2 separate regions of the Homo sapiens genome follow, and region 2 is linked to region 1. Evidence: chromatin loops called from intact Hi-C (ENCODE). Cell type or tissue: transverse colon. All regions are shown on one strand. Each heading gives the region's core, and the rest is flanking DNA. Links, peaks and the distances in the headings are about the cores only. Region 1 has its middle 26 kb from the start of RASAL2-AS1. Region 2 holds the start of LOC105371630 (a long non-coding RNA gene).

Region 1 (2,812 bases), core at 198-2,697:
TGACTCCTCACCCCTGAAACTGTGATATAGTAAATGTTTGTTTTCTTTGACTACTAAGGTTTGGGGTAAATTGTTACAGAGAAATAGATAACTAATAGAATGTCCCCTTTGCTGAGCTGTCCCTCATTCTTACAGGCTTGGTTCTGATTAAGTCTGGACTTCTCTCCAGTGACTCAGACACACACACACATACACACACACACACACACACACACACACACACACACACACAATTCTCTCAGCTTCTTTCTTTTCTCTCCAGAAAGGAGGGAGTCTTTTCTACTCTTCAGGGACCGTCGGTTGTCTCAGAGACAATTCCTCCCTTGCTAATGGCTTAAAGTATATCCCCTGATATCCTTTTCTTAATTGGTTTAGGGGTTCTCAAATTAGGAAGACTCCTTTTGCTTTTTTTTTTTCTCACCAGTTTCACAACCTGCTCTGCCCCATTTTACTTCAAAGAATATACCACAAAGAACAGTTCCAGAAAGAGAATTAGTTAATAACTTAAAAGTTAATATATCAAAAAATATTATTACACCAAATATGTCATCTCCTTTAACAACCCTATGAGGTAAGTGTTCTTATCATGCCCATTTTACAGGTAAACAGTTACCTTGCTTTTGATCACATGGATGGTAGGTGGCCCAACCAGGATGACCACCCTCAGGGTGACCACCTCCAGAGTCTGTGCTTTTAACTATCAAGTAATTCTACCTCCGTATACTAGTTATACCGATGTAGTGACTATAGAATCTAAAGAAAAAATGATAGGCCGGGCGCGGTGACTCACGCCTGTAATTCCAGCACTTTGGGAGGCCGAGGCGAGCAGATCATGAGGTCAGGAGATCGAGACCATCCTGGCTAACACGGTGAAACCCCGTCTCTCTAAAAATACAAAAAATTAGCCAGGCGTGGTGGCATGACCTGTAGTCCCAGTTACTCGGGAGACTGAGGCAGGAAAATCACTTGAACCTGGGAGGCGGAGAGTGCAGTGAGCTGAGATCGCGCCACTGCACTCCAGCCTGAGTGACAGAGCAAGACTCTGTCTCAAAAAAAAAAAAAAAAAGTAAAGAAAGAAAGAAACGATGATGTTTGTGGAGTCTGCATATTTACTGTAAATATATCACTTATAATGAATCATTAATTAATATTAATTTCAAGAAATGTTTTTTAGGCTATGTCCCAACAAACAGCTGACATGTCTTCATATGTTTCAAACTTAGTTGTGGAGTAGGATAAAGTGCTTTCCCAGGCAAGATTCTAGGTCTCATACAAAGCAGGGAATTTGTCTGAAAGTCTATGTCACAGTGAAGGCAGTCCTCCTACTTTACTCTAGACCCAGCTGGGCCCCTTGTAACATGTTCCCTTTCTTTCTCCAAAGCAGCATTTTCCCGTCTTCTCCATTCTCCAGAAATCTTCAACCATCCCTCCCACCCACGAACATCAACCATGTCCCCATCATTCTAATGACTCAACACCCACTGAGAGGGGAAATACAAGCCAACCGACGATAACCACTTCAACTTCCCACCACATGCTAAAGCCTGGCCTCCCACCAGACTATGGAAGCATTCCTCTTTTCTGCAGCTAAGGCCCCTGCCTGTTCTTTGGATCTCAAACTCTTTACTTTCTCAGGAATCTTGCCCTATTGATTTCTCCCTCTCTCTTCCTTCTCCACCTTTCCCTCTCCTATGATATTATTTCAATATTTAAAATGCTCAAATCTTTGCTTAGTAAATGCAAAACAAACAAAAACCCTCCCATGGCCTCTGCTCTTTCTCTCTTCCCCTTTTCAGCCAGTTTTCAGAAACTGTCTACACTTGGCGTCACTACTTTCCTACCTCCCACTCACTCCTCACCCCCACCACATTTCAGCTTATGCCATCAACACTTCTCTCAATCTGCTATCACCAAGGGCACCGATAAACTCCCTTTGCAAAATCCCAGGGACACTGTTTACTCCATTTATTTCTTCACCTCTCAATGTTTGACACTACTGTTTACCATCTCTTGAGCTGCTCTCTTTGCTTGGCTGGATTTTCTTTCTACCTCTCTGGCTATGCTTTTTTTGTGTGCTTCTCTTCCACTGGCCATCTTTTCCCCTTGGTGTTCTGTACTGGGGCATCTTCATTTCTCAATCTACACACTTTCCCTGAGTGGGATTATCTATTCCTTTGGCCTAAATTACCATCTATTTGCCTGTGACTCCCCTATTTATAATTCTGGCCTAGATCTCCCTTGTGAGCTTACATACCTCAGATATGTACATACCTAAAATATGTACATATCGACGTACCTCCTGGACATTTCCACTTAGATATGGGGCCCCCAACCCCTGGGCCTTGGACTGGTACTGGTTTGTGGCCTGTTAGGAACTGGGGCGCACAGCAGGAGGTGAGCAGCACCATGAGCCCCTGTTACTGCCTGAGCTCCACCTTCTGTCAGATTAGTGAGGAAATTAGATTCTCATAGGAGTATCCACCCTATTGTGAACTGCGCATGCGAAGGCTGCACACTCTTTATGAGAATCTAACTAATGTGTGATGATGTGAGGTGGAACAGTTTCATCCGGAAACCATCCCTCCACCCCACCAACGAAACTGGTCCCTGGTGCCAAAAAAGTTGGGGATGTCCTATAGGCGCTTCAAACTCACTTGCTCCAAATTCACCTGCTTTTGCCTCCTAACCTGCTCTTTCTCTTGGGTTTCCATACAACCAGTTGCCTACGTCTAAAATGTGGGTGTCCTTCCTAAATTATTCTCCCTCATATGTGCCCCATTCCTTTTGGGTTTTTTTTGAAATAGGGTCTCTC
Region 2 (2,812 bases), core at 297-2,796, 50 kb before region 1:
TGGCTCACGCCTGGAATCCCAGCACTTTGGGAGGCCAAGGTGGGTGGATCACCTGAGGTCAGGAGTTCGAGACCAACCTGGCCAACATGGTGAAACCCTGTCTCTACTAAAAATACAAAAATTAGCTGGGTGTGGTGGCGGGTGCCTGTAATCCCAGCTACTTGGGAGGCTGAGACAGAAGAACCACTTGAACCTGGGAGGCAGAGGTTGCAGTGAGCCAAGATCACACCACTGCACTGCAGCCTGGGCAACAAGAGCGAAACTCCATCTCAAAAAACAAACAAACAAAAAAAAAAAAACCTGCTCAATTGTGTGACATATTCAACCTGCTCAACAAACTCAATCTGTCATTTCGGGAGAGAATGACAACTGTGTTCAAGTCAGCAGATAAAGTGGCTGCATTCAAAGCCAAACTGGAACTATGAGGGCGATGAGTGAACATTGGGATTTCTGAAATGTTTCAAACATTAGCAGAGATTTTGAAAGAGACTAAGCCAGGGCCTTCCTTCTCCCAGCTGGTGCGTGATCACCTATCTCAGCTTTCAAAAGAGTTGAAGTATTACTTCCCAACCACAAAAGATCCCCAAACTGGAAAGGAATAGATCCACAACCCATTTGTGACTAAGCCAGGTGAACTGACTTTGTCCATGCTAGAATAGGATCAACTGCTTGAGATCGCAACACACTTTGTGTGTCACTGTCTCCCATCACCCCCAGATGAGACCATCTAGTTGCACGACAACGAGCTCAGGGCTTCCACTGATTCTACATTATGGTGAGTTGTATAATTATTTCATTATATATTACAATGTAATAATAATAGAAATAAAGTATACAATAAATGTAATGAGCTTGAATCGTCCCCACCCACCTCCTCCCCATCCGTGGAGGGGAGGTTTCTTCCATGAAACCAGTCCCTGGTGCCAAAAAGGTTGAGAACCACTGCTCTAAAACAAGTTAAAAGAAATATATATATATCTTTTTTTTTTTTTTAAACAGAGTCTCGTTCTTACTGCTCAGGCTGGAGTGCAATGGTGCAAGCTCAGCTACTGCAACCTCCACCTCCCGGGTTCAAGGGATTCTCCTGCCTCAACCTCCTAAGTAGCTGGGATTACAGAGGCCAGCCACCGTGCCCAGCTAATTTTTTGTATTTAGTCGAGACGGAGTTTCATCATGTTGGTCAGGCTGGTCTCGAACTCGTGACCTCAGGTGATCCACCCATCTTGGCCTCCCAAAGTGCTGGGATTACAGGTATGAGTCACCACGCCTGGCCAAGAATATTATTATATTCTATCTTAGTCTACTTGGGCTGCTATAACAAAATATCTTAGACTGCATAATTTACAAATAATAGAAATTTATTTCTCACATTTCTGGAGGCCTGGAAGTCTAAGATCAAGGCCCCATTAGATTCAGTGTCTGGTGAAGGTTCACTTTCTGCTTCATGGACAGTGCCTCTTGCTGCATTCTCACATGGCAGAAAAGTCCATACAGCTAGCTCCCTTGCACCCCTTTTATAAGGGCACTAATCCCATTCACAAGGATTAAGTCACCCTTGTGACTGAATCACCTCCTAAAGGCCCCACCTCTTAACACTATCACATTGGTGATTAACTTTCAACATATGAATTGGGGAGGACATCAGCATTCAGACCATAGCATATTCCACATCCTAATTGTGCTTTATTTATAAGATCACACTATTTCCTTCAAAGTACATTTTAAACATAAATAAATCTATTTCAAAATGCATCTTTACTAGTTACTTCAAAGACAAATTTAAAGTCTGTTTTAAACTAAAATATTAAAACATCATAAAATGCTTAAACAGAATGGTTAGAGTTGAGTTCATCTCAGAAACTGCACCTGATTGAGATGCTAGCCCCAAAAGCTACTCAGGTTAAATCATAAAAATTACTATTTACAACAGTATCAATTACTTTATTACTCAAATGCTTCCAGTTAACTCTAGTAGAGAAAGTATAAGGGAATATTTTGATTTTTGTAAACACAAAATAGCCTCATTCCAATGTCTTAATAAGTGTTCTTCAATATATGGCATAAATCTGTAAATTAAGAACAATACCTTTCTTACCCATCTAACAGGTCTGTTATGAAAACAGAATGAGATATATTATGTATGAATGTTTTAAGTAGTTATTGAGCCCTATAAAAGTGTTAGGCATTATTTAAGTCTATGTTTGGCTCTTCACTTTCAGACTGATAAATCAAAAATTACAAAAATTAGCAATCTAGGCCAGGTGTGGTGGGTAATCCCAGCACTTTGGGAGGCGGAGGCAGGCGGATCACGAGGTCAGGAGATCAAGGTCATCCTGGCTAACACGGTGAAACCCCGTCTCAACTAAAAATACAAAAAAATTAGCCAGGCGTGGTGGTGGGTGCATGTAATCCCAGTTACTCAGGAGGCTGAGGCAGGAGAATGGCGTGAACGCAGGAGGTGAAGATTGCAGTGAGCCGAGATCGTGCCACTGCACTCAAGCCTGGGCGACAGAGCAAGACTCCGTCTCAAAAAAAATAAAATAAAATAAAATAACAATCTATTAAGAAACTTTGAGCAAAGATTCATATTTAACTGAAGTAGTTCCTCCTTTAAAAAAAAAAAGTAATGTTTAATAATGGTTAATAACCTAAATAATGGAATCATAAGAAATCTTCCTACTATTATACTACTCTAGTGATTCTTCTTGTTTGTAGATACCTCAATGTGCATAAGAGTTCTGATTTACTGAACTAGGTATACTCTTTCATAGACTACCCACCTCCATAAGGCTATAGCATGTGTTCACTGAAG

Evidence for each region. Hi-C counts contacts between places; a loop is a spot of excess contacts. Peaks named below come from ENCODE experiments on the same cell type or tissue, not always from the same donor. Only the 100,000 strongest peaks of a DNase experiment are listed, where the experiment ranks them.
Region 2: a loop joins it to region 1, with 5 times the contacts of the local background. A loop is called at or near these places in 4 of 110 quality-filtered maps.

What each region holds. Positions count from the first base shown.
Region 1 is chr1:178,066,140-178,068,951 of GRCh38, reverse strand. No RefSeq gene overlaps it. Among named protein-coding and RNA genes, the nearest start is that of RASAL2-AS1, 26 kb to the left of the region's middle. RefSeq lists an enhancer at 1,620-1,669. In transverse colon, for the core only: no CTCF peak of the experiment used is centred there; no DNase peak of the experiment used is centred there.
Region 2 is chr1:178,116,344-178,119,155 of GRCh38, reverse strand. All of the region lies in intron 1 of RASAL2 (RAS protein activator like 2), which reads right to left. LOC105371630 (a long non-coding RNA gene) reads right to left here and starts at 827. Exons shown (of 3, transcript XR_922307.2): 1 at 1-827. In transverse colon, for the core only: no CTCF peak of the experiment used is centred there; no DNase peak of the experiment used is centred there.